2 separate regions of the Mus musculus genome follow, and region 2 is linked to region 1. A link is a loop called in an ENCODE intact Hi-C map of the cell type or tissue named here. Cell type or tissue: gastrocnemius. All regions are shown on one strand. Links, peaks and the distances in the headings refer to the core of each region. The heading gives the core; the rest is flanking DNA. Region 1 has its middle 82 kb from the start of Gm33286. Region 2 has its middle 70 kb from the start of Gm33059.

Evidence for each region. Peaks named below come from ENCODE experiments on the same cell type or tissue, not always from the same donor. Only the 100,000 strongest peaks of a DNase experiment are listed, where the experiment ranks them.
Region 2: a loop joins it to region 1, with 2.2 times the contacts of the local background. A loop is called at or near these places in 3 of 42 quality-filtered maps.

The regions. Positions count from the first base shown.
Region 1 is chr4:34,221,875-34,230,160 of GRCm38, reverse strand. No RefSeq gene overlaps it. Among named protein-coding and RNA genes, the nearest start is that of Gm33286, 82 kb to the left of the region's middle. In gastrocnemius, for the core only: no CTCF peak of the experiment used is centred there; DNase peaks (open chromatin) are centred at 2,357, 3,343 and 3,909.
Region 2 is chr4:33,706,827-33,715,112 of GRCm38, reverse strand. No RefSeq gene overlaps it. Among named protein-coding and RNA genes, the nearest start is that of Gm33059, 70 kb to the left of the region's middle. In gastrocnemius, for the core only: no CTCF peak of the experiment used is centred there; a DNase peak (open chromatin) is centred at 4,179.

The sequences.
Region 1 (8,286 bases), core at 1,487-6,486:
ATTAATTTGGAGGTTTTATTTTGGGCGGGGTATGTAAAACTTAAGTCAGCAAACTCGCATAGCAATTTAGAAAGATCAAACATTCAAGCAATCCAATCCAAGATATACTGATTTGATACTTACACTCTGAGGAAGGATAATACAAATTATTAAATCTTTGTTTTCCGCTATTAAACCATATGTCTCTACAAGGAGCAGAACATTGTATATGCACAATAAAATGCTGGCATTTATAACATACAACAACTCTGCATGTGAGTCAAGGTACTTCAGGGATGTGTGTTGGCATGGTGTGATACAATGTGCAGTACCAAGTGTGCAGGTTAGGGGTTCACAATCAAGGTGATAACGAAGCCAAGAAATAAACACAGCATGGGCAAATGCTGCGTGAAATATGCCGGATTCATTTTGAGCTTAATTCTGAATTAATTTTTGGCTGATCAAGTTCAGGAATCCTTTACTGTCCACAGTTCTTCCCTAACCCTGTATTCAAGTAATTATGGCCCACAAGATAAGAATCTAAAGTTTCCATAGCAAGCTATACAGAGAACAACAATCTCCATCTAGCCAGACTAGCTCAGATGTGGGTTTCTGATGGAAGAAGGACAGTTAAGAGTGATGTATAGCCGGGCGTGGTGGCGCACGCCTTTAATCCCAGCACTCTGGAGGCGGAGGCAGAGGCAGGCAGATTTCTGAGATCGAGGCCAGCCTGGTCTACAAAGTGAGTTCCAGGACAGCCAGAGCTATACAGAGAAACCCTACCTCTAAAAACCAAAACCAAAACAAAAACAAAAACAAAAAACAAAAAAAACAATAACAACAACAACAACAAAACAGTGATGTTAAGCCAGGCAGTGGTGGCGAATGCCTTTAAACCCAGAACTTGGGAGGCAGAGGCAGGCAGATTTCTGAATTCGAGACCAGCCTGATCTACAGAGTGAGTTCCAGGACAGCCAGGGCTATACAGAGAAACCCTATCTCAAAAAACAAAAACAAAAAACAAAAACCAAAAACCAAGCAAAAAAAAAAAAAAAAAAGTGATGTTAAAATCTACCACTGTAGCCTACAATGAGTAGAATCTGCACTGGTTACATGAGAGGAAAGGAAGGAATGAGAATTGAATTACCAAGTTCAAATCAGTGAAAGCTTGGCATCATGGAAGGAGCTGTTACCTAGAAGACAAGAGAAAAAAACACACAGACACACATACACACACATACCCACACACAAGCATGCATGCATGCATGCATGTATGCACATGTGCGCAGAAAAGATCATTTTGATGCTAAAGGATATGAAATCTACTTGGAATAAATACTGAGAAACACTCAATATGAGCTTATACAACACCAATTTAAGATAATTAAATTTATTCCAAGATAATTAGTTTTATTTTGTTTTTATTTCTACAATCAATTTCTAAGATTTTCATTTCCTTATAAAATATTTTGGATATTAATGAAATATTACATATCTATGTCTTCTATAGCTGTTTTCTTACCAGATAATTTATCGAAAATTTAAATCTTGCTAATTTTCTTCAGATTATTTATGTAAGAGAAAAATTACAAGTCCTAGTGACGCCCTACCTGTGTAATAATATTTACTGTGGTAATAGCCTATAATCCCCAGGGAGCACAGGACAAAGTCAGAGAGGTTCTTGAGTTGGGCAGGATGCAAAGAAGATACTGAGACCCGAACAGTTGGATGCTACTCAGTGGCAGACCTCATTTCTAAGTTGGCAAAGGCAGTGATGTCCCAGATGAAGTCTTTGAATGTACCAAATCCTTACTCCTCACCACAGAGTGTTCCAGAACAATGGTTACTGATGCATCCAGCTGTAGCTAATGTTCTTCAACGGAGATGGACCACTTTCTTCTTATATTTGCAATCCTGTCTGGTGGAAAATATTTTAGACTATTTATATTGTAGAGTGGGTTTAACTCAGACAGTGTCTGAAAGGGCTGCAGGGTAACTTTTTGTAAATGTTCAAATGCTGAGAGAGAATTTTAATAAAGATTCAAGGTAGAGTAATTGATGTCTGAATCCTAAAACTCACCACCCTTTCTGAGAAAATTGTATCTACAAAGATCAGTAGCCATGCGGGGAATACTAGCCAGTTTTATTAATATCAGAGCAAGTTCCCAATTGTAACATTATCACCCTTTCTTCCTCTTTCAAGGTGCCTTTGCTTATTGAATTGGAACATTGTATTAGGTTTAAGGACACAGGGGAGCAAAAATACTTCTTGCTAATGGCGGAGGTCCTGATTGTCTTGGTCCATACCTGAGTTTGGAAGAAGAAGAAGAGGAAGTGGGAAGGAGTACCAGAACAGCCCCTGGCAGCCAGCCAGCCGATCCTCAGCTGCACACGGTTAAGACATGGCGTTTACAGCAGTCCATTACTTTCCAGTGGGGTCACCTTACTCAGGCAATAGGCAGCCGATTAGCAACTCTGCCTCCTGGGCAAATGAACAAGTCAGAGATGGGCAAAATAGGGGTTTCATGTGAAAGCCAGAGAGGAAGCAGGATTTGAGAAGATGCCATCCTTGCCATGTGAGCCACACTTTTATGTAATGCAGAGCACTGTCCGTCTGGACATAAACTGATAATGGCTTTATTCCAATGTAGCTGCAAATGGAAATGGGACTTTGGATGGAGAATTAGTAACACTTATCCCTGAGTTTCTTTGTTGATAGTTAAGATTCTTAAGTTGGATTCAATTTCAGATAAGGACTCAGTATGAGAATAGGTTAAGAAGTCATAATACTCCTTTTCTATTTCAATTCGGGGACATTTCCTTCCCAAGTGTGGCTCAGAGAAGTGGATATGAGGAATATAGAACTCTAATGTGTAGTATCTAGGGGGGAAGCGCTATTCTTTCTTAGCATTACCCACATTCACAGTAATTGCAACAAAATGTTTTAGGAGGGCAAATGAGGTCTATGCCAGACAAAGCAGAATCAGCCAAAGCATCAAGTATTTGTCTTGCTCACGATGGTGGCATGCCATTGTCAGAGGAGAGTTTGAATCAGCAGCAGTTTGGCAAGAACGGACAAAACAAGGGAAAGGACTCCGGAGCAAGGTTTTTGAAAATAGCTGCCTCCAACTGGATGAAATTTCTCTTCTTTAGGTTGTGGTCCAGATGCCATGTGGTAGGTTTGGGAACAGTGCCACTGCCACAATTATCGACAGCACCCTCAGTATCCTGAACATTACAGTAATGGGCGAGTGACTCTACTTGGGTTGACAGTAATGAAGAAATGGAAGAAAAATATTAGTGCAGAAGCACTGGCAGCCTGCAAGGAACTCCAAGCTGGGCCCTCATGGTGGCTGAGTTCTCATCTCTGGGTTGTCCAGATGGGGATACAAGCTGTTTGTGTGATTATCTCCATCCCTAGGCTCCTGCAAAGAAAAGGGGCTTTGGTCATCTCCTACCTAGGAAGGGAACACTGACTTCCTCTAAGGACAGGCATACTCATTCCATGACTCATCTCCACAGTCGGGCCACATGCATAGCCAGCAAGCATTCCTGACCTCCTCGTATGTATTGCCTGCTATCTGATTCTTGTTGAACTGTCTCATTTGTCTCTGTCTCTGTCTGACTCTGTCTGACTCTGTCTGTCTTTATCTTACACACACACACACACACACACACACACACACACACACACACACACACACGCTCACACATAAACATGCCTTTCTCAACACAATGACCCCAACAGTCACTGTAAATGTCCCCATCACCTCACCATCTGCCTGTCTATTGGGCTTTGGGTTTTTCTTCTAGATTAATTCCCTTAGAGCAGAGAGTTTTTGTGGACTTGTTAAAAATGCAGAAATGTGGTTTCCTGAACTACTCAGCCAGAATATCTGGCAGCTGGCCCTGGGAATTGGCATCTATGTTAGCAAAGGCTTCTGGATGATCCAGATGCACAGAAACACGGAGAAAGCAGGCCTTGGGGAGCATCTGTGCTCCCCCACAGAGAGCCACACTCTGTGGCAGGCTGCACCACACTGACAGACAGCAGAAGACGCAGTGTGTTCTGAAGCTGAAAGGCTATTCCCCAAACATGAGCCGGCTGTGAACTGTCCCCAGTCTGCAGGTTGCCTAAATCCTGAGAGGAACATTTCTTGCATCTTGGACTAGTTCTCAGTGTTGTTTCTCTCTCCATCACGTTCCTTGTTACTCACTGACTTAACAACTGCAGCATGGCTGGTAAAGGATTCCCACATACAATGTATTCATCCTTATTACAAATCTATGCAATGAACATCATTAATACTCCCATGTGAAGGAATGAGTGTGCCTTGCTCAGTGTACCAGTTAGCAGGTTGTGAAGATAGTATTTGAACTCAGATTAGCCAAACTCCAAATTCTTTACTATGATCTTTCCTAAAACAGCTGAACCATAAACGCAGAGCAAGGAGAGCCATAGAATCTTATTGAAATGTCTTAACCTCTTTCACTACTGAGATTTCCTTTTGGTTCTACCGACTGCCAACCACTAATAATAGGAAATAAAGTGATAAGATGAAAACTGGTATGCAATGTAGAATTTGCGGTGGCTTACTGAAATATTGAAAATAATACCCAAGCTTCTAATCTAGCCTTTTATTTAAGATCCCAGACCCTTGGTAACCTTATCACCTTCATTTTAAAAACAAGGAAGCAGAAATACAGGGAGGGCTGGCTCACTAGCTGTAGAGTCAGGAACAAACTTCAGCTTTCTGCCTTTCTGTCTGAAGGAGTGTTATCCAACATCATTTGAAATCTGCCAAGCAATCACTCAAGCTGTCTGTGAGTATTCTATAACAGGTAGGCAAGTTGTATAGTGGGTACAGAAACAGAAAAGACACAATGCAATCTGGACTCAAAATATTAAGTATATTTGTAAAAACAAGGATTAGATGTAGAACCGAATGCTTTGAAAGCCGTGTTTCTCATGGTTGGCTGCAAATCAAAGCCACCCAGGGAACTTCTAAAGCCCCAGAAGCTTCCAGAATTAAGTACCTTTAAAAGTAAGGCACAAGCATGTCCATTAAAACAAATCAAATCAAAACAAAACAAAACAAAACAAAACAAAACAAAACAAAACAAAAGCCAACCAACCAACCAACCAACCAACCAACCAAACAAACAAACAAACAAACAAACAAACCTCATCCAGCCAGTGGTAAGAAGCACAGTAACAAAGTAGCACACTTCACAGTAGGGGCATGAGATACTCTAGGAGTAATGGAAAAAGAGAGGCAGGCTAACACTGCCCGTGACCATGGCCACTGGACTCAGACAAAATGACGGCTAAGTTGAGGGGGTGGAGAAACCACATGAGGAAGTCCAAGAAAAAGGCAGGAGCTTCCAAAGAGAGAGGTGCCAGTGAGGCGCCTGAGAGCTGACATCTGCAGGAAGGTCTAAGAGGTGGAGACAGGAAGAGCGCTGTTGGCATGGGTTTCTCCTGGGAAGCATGCATTGATTTGTAGGTTGGGTGATCTGGGAAACCACAAATAGACACCAATCAGAATAAACACACTTAGTTCTTGAAGAAACACATCGGTATCTCAAGTCTTAAGAAACCAAACCAAACCAAACCAAACCAAACCAAACCAAACCAAACCAAACCAAACCAAACCAAACCAAACCATTTAGTTACTGTGCTTTTTATTATTATTATTATTATTATTATTATTATTATTATTATTATTATTTCAAAGGGACCCTTGTAAATTTGGCCAGTCACTGTTTAGTTTCTTATTTCTAATATGTTTTAAAACTTTCCATTTATGTGTTCAACCACAAATTCCAAGGACTGTAAATCAGAAAGTAGTTACTTACTCCCATAACATTTGTCTTACTCTTGCACATCTCGTCTGGGCCAATCATTATGGTAGTTTGCAGGGTTTACAGATTATTGAATAGTTTCCTTCCATGATATTGCAATAGAACCTTTAGATACTATGAAATCTAGCTAGTAGGGATGAAGCTCCCAGGTCAATATCACCCTAATTTCTCTGTCTTCTATGGTCCAAGTATATGGTATCTTTAGCAATGGAGCAATAGAGTCCTGGAGGGTAACCAAGAAGAATGGCAACAGCTTGTGATGTTTAGACAGGGTATATGGGATCTCAGGGGCCATCAAAATAGGTAACAAGGCACTAGACATTTCACCTAATATTCTGGGATATCTTGGAGAGGTATTAATCTCCCTTATTTCCTTTACAGAATAACCCAATTTAAGCCCTGCCCCCCTTGTTGCATTTTTATTGGATATTTTCCTTATTTACATTTCAAATGTTATCCTCTTTCCAGGTCTCACCTCCAGAAAAGCCCTATCCTATCTCCTCCCCCTGCCTCTATGAGGGTGAACTCCTGCCTTCCCGCCCTGGCATTCCCCAACACTGGGGCATCAAACCTCCTCAGGCCCAAGGGTTGATCCTCCCACTGATGTCCAACAAGGCCGTCCTCTGCCACCTGTGCAGCCAGAGCCATGGGTCCCTCCATGTGTACTTTTTGGTTGGTGCTCCAGTGCCTTGGAGCTCCAGGGTTTCTGGATGAGCTTAGATTCCTTTTATATATGAATATAGATATATTTAGGAAACTTCTACAGTCATAGATCTCTATGTGGTATTTTCAAAAGTCTTTAGCATCAGTTACCTCTCTGCCTCCTCCTTCCACTCCCTACCCCCACCCCGTGTAACCCTCCATGGTCCATCCTTCTTCTTCTTCTTCTCTTCTTATTACTTGGTTTCCATCCCCCTTTCCTTGAAATCTCCCTGATGGTCCTTACGAGTGTCCTGGCATTGACGTGTCACTCAGTGCAAACACACACATCCGAAGCTTTAAATATAGCTTTCACACAGGAGAGGGAAATTTGCATGTGGCATTTGCTTTTCTTGATCTGATCTGACCTCACTCAGAGTGATTAATTCTAGATCTACCCATAACCTGGGAATTTCATAATTTCACTTTTCTTTATCCATTGTGTATATAGAGCATATTTTTGTTATCCATTCATGAACTGATTGAAGTCTAGGTTGACAAGTTCATATATGGATATAATGCACTACAGTTACTCTCCCTACTCCCTCCTGTTTTGTTTCCACTCCATTAGCTACTCTTTTTCTCATATTCATGGCTTGTGGCTTTATTTTTGCCATGGGCCATCAGTGTGACCAAGGGTTTGGAGCTCTCCATTAGAAGCTTATCAGTGGGACACAACTGGATACAATACCCCCTCCCCGAGAATGGTTAAGTAGAAAGTGGTAAGGTAAGGCCCCTGTGAATCTCTTCTTATTCACAGCCGACTGTTGGGCATGACTGGCTTGTGTGGGCACAGCTGCTTTGCGTTCATGATGGCCATGGTTGTGTTGTGCTTAGAGGATGGCATTTCGCACCCCTTCCACCTATCCTCTGTTTTTGAGTATCTTACTCCCCTCATTCTGCAATGTTCCCTAAGCCCTAAGTGGGTAGTATAAATGTCTTGCTCAGGACAGAGCCCTATTCTCAGTGTCTCATCCAGCCACAAGTCTCTGCATTTACTTCTGTTCACTGCAAAGAGAGGCTTCTCTGATTAAAGCTGAGTTTTGTCTGTGGGTATAAACAGATATTTTGAAGGCAGTTTTATTATGTCAATTTATCTAAGCATCAATAGTAGGTTTCCCACTAGGGCCTGTGACTTCCTCAATTATAAGTTTTTGGCTGGGTTTAGAGTACTAGACATGAATTCCCTCTTGTGGAGTGGACCTCAAATACAATCACAGAGTGATCTGTTACCCCATAATAGTTGTACTACTTCTGTACCAATGGGCCCATCTTCTCCGGCAATTTGGTATTGTAGTCAATAGAGACCACATCTGGGTAGGACTGTTGATGCCTTTGCTACTCCAGCAGCATAAACGGTGCCATCCAGCATGATGAGAGCAGCTTCTGGGTGAGTTCCAGCTTGATTTCTCTGTGGCTTGCAGTCAAGCTATGTTGTGCCTTCCATAAGAAATGTATAGGCAGATACCCCATAAGTCTAGACAAGGCTGGTCCTAGAGGTAATGAGTCACTAAACAAACACCCCAGTGACAGCTGTGGGATGCCTCCACAAGAGTTGTTGATGAGAGAGGCCCTAGAACCACACCACTCCCAAACTCAGGCTTCTTCTTTCTTTCCCAGAACTAGGAGATAAAGTTGCTATAGTTAGTCTCTATAAATTCTAAACTCTTTAAGGTCTGGTCTGCAGGATTTTTGTGTGTGCCCTCCAAAACTTTCCCTCCATCTCCCTCTCTTTTCGTCTCA
Region 2 (8,286 bases), core at 1,434-6,433, 510 kb after region 1:
CCAGTGTTAAAGTTTTTTTTTTATGTTTGTGTGTGTGTGTGTGTGTGTGTGTGTGTGTGTGTGTGTATGTGTGTGTGTGCATGTGTGTATATGCATGTATGTATATGTATATGTGTGTAAGTGTGTATATGTATGTATATGTATGTATACGTGTATGTGGATGTATGTGTGTTCATGTGTGTGTATGTGCATGTGTGTGTATGTGTCCGTGTGTGCACATGCATGTGTGTATGTATGTGTGTGTGCACGTGTGTTTGTTCATGTATGTGTGCATGTGTGTGCATGCATGTGTGTGTGTTCATGTGTGTATGCATGTATGTGTGTGTATGTGTGTGTGTGAACACACCTGTGAGCTACAGTGCACATATGGAGGCATTTTGAACTTGATGACAAGCACCTTTACCCACTGAGCCATTTTTCTAGCCCATGACAATCCATTTTTATAAGACTTCCATGACTTCCCCAACATTCCTCCATCCTACTTAGAGAGACTCCTGCTGTAGGAACTCCTGGCTCGTTCTGATCTGTCACATGCCTTGACAGGCATGTTATGTAAGTAGAACCCAGCAGAAGTCTTTCACGTCTGATGCTTTCATTTACTACAAAGTTTTAATAAAGCTAATTTTTGGTGTTTTTTCTTTTTTCCATTAATTTATTTACTCACTTTACATCCCCATCGCAGCCCCTCCTCTTTCCAGTCTCTCCCTCACACTGCCCCTCCCCCCCACAACCCCTCACCTTCACCTCTGAGAAGGGACACACACACACACACACACACACACACACACACCAGATACCAACCTATCCTGGCACCTCAAATCACTCCAGGAGACTAGGCACATCCTCTCTTACTGAGGCCAGACAAGGCAGCCCAGTTAGGGGAACAGGATCCACAGGCAGACAACAGAGTCAGATTAAGTCCAGGTTCCAGATGTTGAAGGACTCACATGAAGACAGAGTTGCACATCTGCTACATTATATGTTTGTGTGGGGGTGGAGGGGGTCCAGCCTCTGTATGCTCTTTGGTTGGTGGTTCAGCCTCTGGAACCCCCCCAAGGGTGCAGGTTAGTTGACTCTGTTGGTCTTTTTCAGTAAACTAAAAAATTCATTGGGATTGCTCTCATCAAGAGAACAGAAAAAATTAATCCCCACAGGAGCAGAGACTGAAGGAAAGGCCATCCAGAGACTGCCCCACTTGGGGATCCATCCCATATACAGTCACCAAACCCAGACACTATTGTGGATGCCAAGAAGTGCTTGCTGACTGGAGCCTGATATAGCTGTTTCCTGAGAGGCCAGAGCCTGACAAATACAAAGGCAGATGCTTGCAGCCAACCATTGAACTGAGCACAGAGTCCCCAGTGGAGGAGTTAGTTAGAGAAAGGACTGAAGGAGCTGAAAGGGTTTGCAACCCAATAGGAAGAACAATATCAACCAACCAGGCCCCCCCACCCCGCTCCCAGGGACTAAACCACCAACCAAAGAGTACATATGGAGGGACCCATGGCTCCAGCTGCATATGTAGCAGAGGATGGCTTTGTTGGGCATCAATGGGAGGAAAGGACCTTGGTCCCATGAAGGCACCAGGGCAGTGAGGCAAGAGTGGGTGGGTGGGGGCATGCCCTTATAGAAGCAGGGGAGAGGGAGGGGATAGGGTATTTCAGGGGCATAGAACTGGGAAAGGGGATAAAATTTGGAATGTAAATTAAGAAAATATCCAATCCCCACAGAATATGCTTGAATTGAGGACACAATATAAAGTTATTTGCTCATAAAAGTGGTTCATTCTCATTGTAGCATGTATCTATATTTTGTTCCTTTTGTTACAAAATAGTATCTAATTCTGTGGCTATAGCATAGTTTCCTGTACATTTGCCAATCAGTAAAAGTTTAGGTTCCTTTCAGTTTCGGCTGTTATAATGAAGCTATGAATATTCATTTATAAGTTTTTATTTAGACAACTATTTTGGTTGTCAATTGACCACAAATATATGACTTAGTTTTTAGAGTATCAGTTTTCTTTAACTACTCTCAATTTTTCAACTTAATATTTGTGGAATACAGTGGATCACAAGGAACTGCATGCTCAGCAGGCCCCACAGGTGATGTGTCTCCACTGAGCAACCAGAGAAGCAGAACCAGTAGGGTGCACACTAAAATGCTTAGCAGGAGAACTTGGCTCATGCAATTGCAGAGGCTGTAAGCAGAGCAAGAACTGAGAGGCTGCAATTCTGGAAGGTCCTGAGAATAAGCCACTGCTGCTGTCCCAAAGAAGATTTCTTCTGTTTATAACCAAGGTCCTGGGCCTAGCTATATGGTCTTCCAGTAGATTCAACCAAGTCTTCCAACTCTATCCTCAACAGTCTCTCTATCTTCTTAAATCTGCCCCAGAAATGTTTGACCTTCCCATATGAGAAGGTTTTCAGTCTCTCTCGGTTCATCTTCACTTCTCTTTCTTGTGGCCATTTTTGTCTTCTGGGTTCTTCAATAACTTCCATAACATCTGCCTTCTCTAGTTGGTTGGCGTACAGGTCTTAAAATATCAAGCTAGGATCATCTGATTCCTAAGTGCAGCAATCTTCGCTGTCAATCAATCACGCACGTCATTGGTTCTGCTCATCTTTGGAAGGCTTGGCTCGTGGTTTCGTTGGTGTCTCTTGTTCTTCGTGATTTGCTCTGCAAGTTTGGTACCAAGCTGTTCTCTTCTGAGTTTGATGCTGGGAGCACAGGCTCTTGCCTCTGTGGACTCTCTCATTTCCTGCCAGTGATGCTGAAAGTTTTTCCCCTAAACTTTTGCATTCAGGCCTTGGTCTCTCCTAATCAATCCAGCATATCTTTTTCTTTGTACTCTTCTCTGACACATGTTTTTTTCAGAATTGTGCTCAGTTTTAAATAGCCTGATTTTGCCAAACATCTTCTATTGTGACTCTTTAATTCTCTAATTTAATTCTAGCTCAGCACACCATCTAAATCAGAGAATGTGATGTGTGCAGTTGGAAAGCCTGAGCATTCTGCAGTCTTTGGATGGAGGCTTCTCTGCCAGGCCAGGGTGGCTCAGGATGCTTTGAAGTCTTGTATAGTCCTGTCAATTTGTCTGACTCTTCTGTTGTTTAACATGAGCCAACCATTGAAATCACCAAGTGACACTGTTCAATTGCCTATTTCTTCCTGTTTCAAGTACTTTGAGGTCCACACACAAAATACATATACATATTGTTTACTATATCTTCTTGAACTTGGGATGATGAGGTGACCCTTCATTCTTTAGTAACCTTTCTGGTGTGATATTGTAGCCAATAAGCTCTCAGCATCTTTTCTCACAGCTTGTTTTCAATCCTTCATTCACTTAGAACTATTTGCATCTTGGAGCACAGTGAACCCACATATAGCACATAGTTGTCCTTCTTTTCTTCAACTTGACAAGCTCTGCCTTCTAAGAAGGCTGCTCAGTTTGTTCAGGTGGCTTTAACTACTGATACCATCATATTAAGCAGACAATTTTGCTATTTAGTTTCTATTTTTCTTAATTATTGTTGTCCCTTGCCTCCTTCTTTCTATCTCTTTTGTGATCGATGAGCGTTTAAAAGCCTGTCCAAGATGATCGTCTTCTTGAACTACAGCTAGACAAAGGGAGTTAAATGCGAATTTCAAAAGGTTTATTTTATAAACGAAAAAAACTGGTAAATTATACTTCAACAAAACAATCTTTTGCTTTGTGAAATTATTGTTAGGAAAATGATAAACATGAACTAAAGGCTCTTCCCAGTCTATATTCTCTCCCAAACAGTTTTAAGCAACACATTTAAAAAATTAAGTTGTGTCTGGAATGTGTAAAGATTGTGCAAATAAATATATACATCAGAGTTTGTAGTAGCTTTAGTTTTAATGGCTGCAAACTGTAAATGACCTACGACACATGGGTAATGAAACAAACTCTGTAACAGCACAGTCAGGTTTCTATGCCAAGACTAAGCAGCTTGGGGAGGAAAGGGTTTGTTTCAGCTTGCAGCTGCACTCCTGTCATCCAGGGAGGTCAGGGCAGGAACTCGAGACCAGAAACTGGAGGCAGGAACTGAAGCAGAAGCCATGGAGGAATGCTGCTCACCGGCTCGCTCCTCATGGCTTGCTCAGCCTGCTTTTTTATAGCACCTAGGACCATATGCCCAGGTCTGGCACAGTGCAGTGAGCTGGGCCCTCCTACAACAATCATCAATCAAGACAACACCCCGCAGGGTTGCCTGTGGCCAGTCTAATGAAGTGCTTTCTCACTCGAGGTTCCCTCTTCCTAGATGACCCTAGCTTGTGTCAAATTGAGAAAAGCAAACAAACAAGAAGAAGAAGAAGAAGAAGAAGAAGAAGAAGAAGAAGAAGAAGAAGAAGAAGAAGAAGAAAAGGTAAGGGGAGGGGAGGGGAGGGGAGGGGAGGAGAGGGGAGGAGGGAGGGGAAGGGAGGGGAGGGGAGGAGAGGAGAGGGGAGGGGGAAGAGAGGGAAGGGGGAGGGGAGGAGAGGGGGAGGGAAGGGAGGGAAAGGGAGGGGGAAGGGAGGGGAGGGGAAGGGAGGGGAGGGGAAGGGAGGGGAGGGGAAGGGAGGGGAGGGGAGGGGAGGGGAGGGGAGGGGAGGGGAGGGGAGGGGAGGGGAGGGGAGGGGAAGGGAGGGGAGAAAAGAGAAAAATCAAGGACCAGACAGCACAGTTACCAAGGAACCATCACAATACCAACGAAGCTATGGGTTTACCCTACAACTTGGGTGGATCATGAGTTCATTCAACTTTGTGGAGAAAAAAAAAGCAATTTCAAACAGTAACATATAATATGTTTCTGCTGCTCAGGGGCCTGGTCTTCAAATGTGACAGGCAGCATCCACTCTGGCCCTGCTCCATCTGAGAGCACGGCTGGAGAGACAAACCGCTTTGTGTTCTCCCTTTCTTCTCCCTTATTGTATCAACTTCTGACTTTAACTGATGCACGGAGAAATAAAGCTTAGCCACTCAGAAGAAGACAAACCCGGGAAGAAATGTCACCTTCAGATGAAAATTGAACTACAGATGAATATATAGTTTTAGTATATGCTATGACTGTGTTTCAGTTTTCGCCTATTGTTTTGAATTGATTAAATACCACAGGAAGGTCTTTTTAAAAACTGTATATAGAGCCTCTTGCTCAGGCAGGCAGATTCCCTCCAGAGTAACACGTTACATAATTCTAGTATAATATTATAAAAGACCATCAAGTTGATAGTGTGGTGATATTATTAACCAGACTATTAATTTTATTTGGCCTTCACCGGTCCTTATACATACGTGCATATGTGTGTGTGTGTGTGTGTGTGTGTGTGTGTGTGTGTACAGGTATGTAGTTCTACTCCATTTGATTCTTGATGACGACATGCAAGCAGGAGCATATTACATAGGATTGTTAGAAAGTGCCTTTTTCTCTTCCTCTGTCCCCGCTGTGCACACCACAATGAGTATGAATCCTGCCGCCTGACAAGTCACTCCTTGGGCAGAATCTCTTTTGGCAATCTGAGGCCACCATCCTCTGTGGTATCTGTGTTGGGTAGTGGTACTTCTAGAGCTCTGATCTGCTCCTAAAGTAAAGCAGCCTACTCTGTGACACAGGCCACCCAACCTCACTCATAGAGAAGTGTGACGTCATGTCACCTCCTCCAGCCCCATTTAGAAAGGCCTATCCATGATCACAGAATACTCACAACACAGAACAAGCTTCCACTGATCACCACTGCGTTTGCTTTGAAAAATCAAAGCCTCCCCAAGTGTCTGTCTCACCTCTCATACCTGACAGAGACACAAGGCAGTACCCTGGATTCATCCTCAGTGGTCCAGTCTATTCAGATGGCAAAACGCACCACAGATCCTGAAATGCTTCCCTGGGCTACCACATCACCACCGTTTAGCAACCAATTAAGTGCATGCGCACCACGATCTCAAGTAGACAAGCTTCCCGTTAAAAGCGAGTCCTTTTAGAGCCCGAAGACTTCCACGGATGTCTGCAGCTTGAGCAACTCCCTGGAAAATGACACATTAACAAGCGAAGGGGGAAGAAGATGCTTCAGCCACGATGCAGCAGGAGACTAACGGGCAGGATCCTAAATTGAATATGTCACATTTGGGCAGCAGCAAGCCACTTGTGATTAGCGTGAAGCAGGACAGTAACAGGCTAAAGGGCCCCCATGAAGCTAAAGTAAGTGGCGGACAAATGAAGCCAAGAAGAAAATGAAGACGACTCAATCAGCAGAGCCCTCCTACATGGTCAGTGCTCACGGCTCTGCGACACACACTTGGGCTCAGGATCACTCTGCCCTCAGCTTTTGCCCCACACACTTTCTATCCCCTAAGCTTACCTTCTGCAGCCCCCACCATGCCCTATACTGGGACCCATCTTCTCGTGCATCTGGTTTGTAGCATCCCTCCTTGTGGCTTTGAACTCCATCTGCCCTCTCCAATTCCTCCTACCTGAAACACCAAATGGAACTGCCCAATATGTTGATGGCACCTCACCACTCACAGTCCAAGAAGGTTCCGTGTCTACATTGCCTGCCTGCCTCTTAAGAACTCTCTGAAGGGGCTGGAGAGAAGGCTCAGTGGTTTAAAGGACTTGCTATGCTTGCAAACGACCTGAGACTGGTTACCCCCACCATATAGATAGTGGATCACAACCATCTGGAATTCCAATATCAGGGTATCTAGTAACTTTTTCAGGCCTCTTTGGACACTGCACACACGTGGTGCATATTCATACATTCAAAAGTTGGCTTTGGGATCAAACACAGAATCCATTCTTTCTATAAGGATTTCCTTGATAGACTCTGGTGAACACATGAAAATCAGACGCAGTTTAATGCTTTCTAGTATTTCCAAACCAAACCATGAAAAAGGAAAGATATCTTCCCTGAAGAGGACTTCAGGGTCTCCAAGTATCCCTCCTCCTGGCAAGATGTAGCCTATTCTGACAGGACGGAAGAACACAGTTATGGTACCCAGCCGCATGGGTTATCCCTTGCCTGGGCTAAGCGCATATCTGCCAGGGTGTCAACTCCTGCAGATCCGCAACAATAGCCCAAGCATCCTCAAAAAGTTGGCTCTGATACCCTCCCTCTACAGCTTGAGGAGCTCTGAGGATACAACCATACCCAATGACAAATGCCCAATGTTAGCATTCATGTATGCAGAGAGCAAAATGGATGGTTGAATGGGGTCACCCAAGCAGATGTGTTTAAGCTCTAACCCCTCATATCTGTGAATGTAGCTTTATTTGAAATAGACTCTTTGCAGAGTAATTAAGTGAAGAATAGCCAGGATGTATGGTGGGCCCCAGGCAAGAGAATGGTACCCTAAAGGAAAGGGGACTTTGTGGCATTAAAAGGCCATGCCAAGGCAAGAGAACAAACTGAAGGATGTAGCCACAAGCTAAGAGTACCAGGGTGACCAGAGATGAGACCCCTTCCTCAGAGCCTCAGAGGGAGCCAACACTGCTGGCACCTTGAGGTTGGGCTTCTGGTCCTAAAACTATGTGAGGAAAAAAAAAAGCCTATTGGTTTAAGTTGTCAAGTGTGGAACCATAGGAAACTAGTCACTGTTACAGAACAAGGCTTTGGAAACAATACTAAATCTGAAATTATATTCAAGAAATGTAATTATTATTATTACTTGTATGATTAATTTTTATAGTCAATTTGGAAGTTTACCATTATAGTCCAGGGTGAGGGGTGGGGGGCATTTCCTAATTGTTCTGTGTCACTTTCACTACAGCAAGAATCTGTGATCCGAATATTTAAACGCTCACTACCCTAGTCAGGGTTCTCCCGGACAACAGTCATACCTGAAAGCTAAGGGTCCTTGATTCTCACTGGCAGAGGGAAGAGTAAAATGACAGTTGTTCTGTCCACAAGACTGGGTGCCTCAGCAGTTCTAATCTGACGACAGAATCCTGGCAGGTTCCTGGAGAGCCACTAATCCCAAGACTACCGTGAAAACAAGGAAGCACGGGTTCTGATAGAAGCGAAGGAAATGGCGCAGCAACAACAGGATGAACAACAGGGCAAATTAGCTTAGGGTCAAGAGGGAAGGGGAGGCTGGGATGATCTTCGCTCTGCCATGCCCAGCAGAGGGCGCCACCCACAATCAGGATACTTTGTCAGGTGAGTCTGCGCACTCAGATAACTCCTGATGCTCCTGAATGGTGCACCCAAAACAACAAAATCTCTTGTACGTGTTTTACCACCAAAAAATAGAAAAGAAAATGCCGTCTTCCCCTAAGCCTCTCCTAC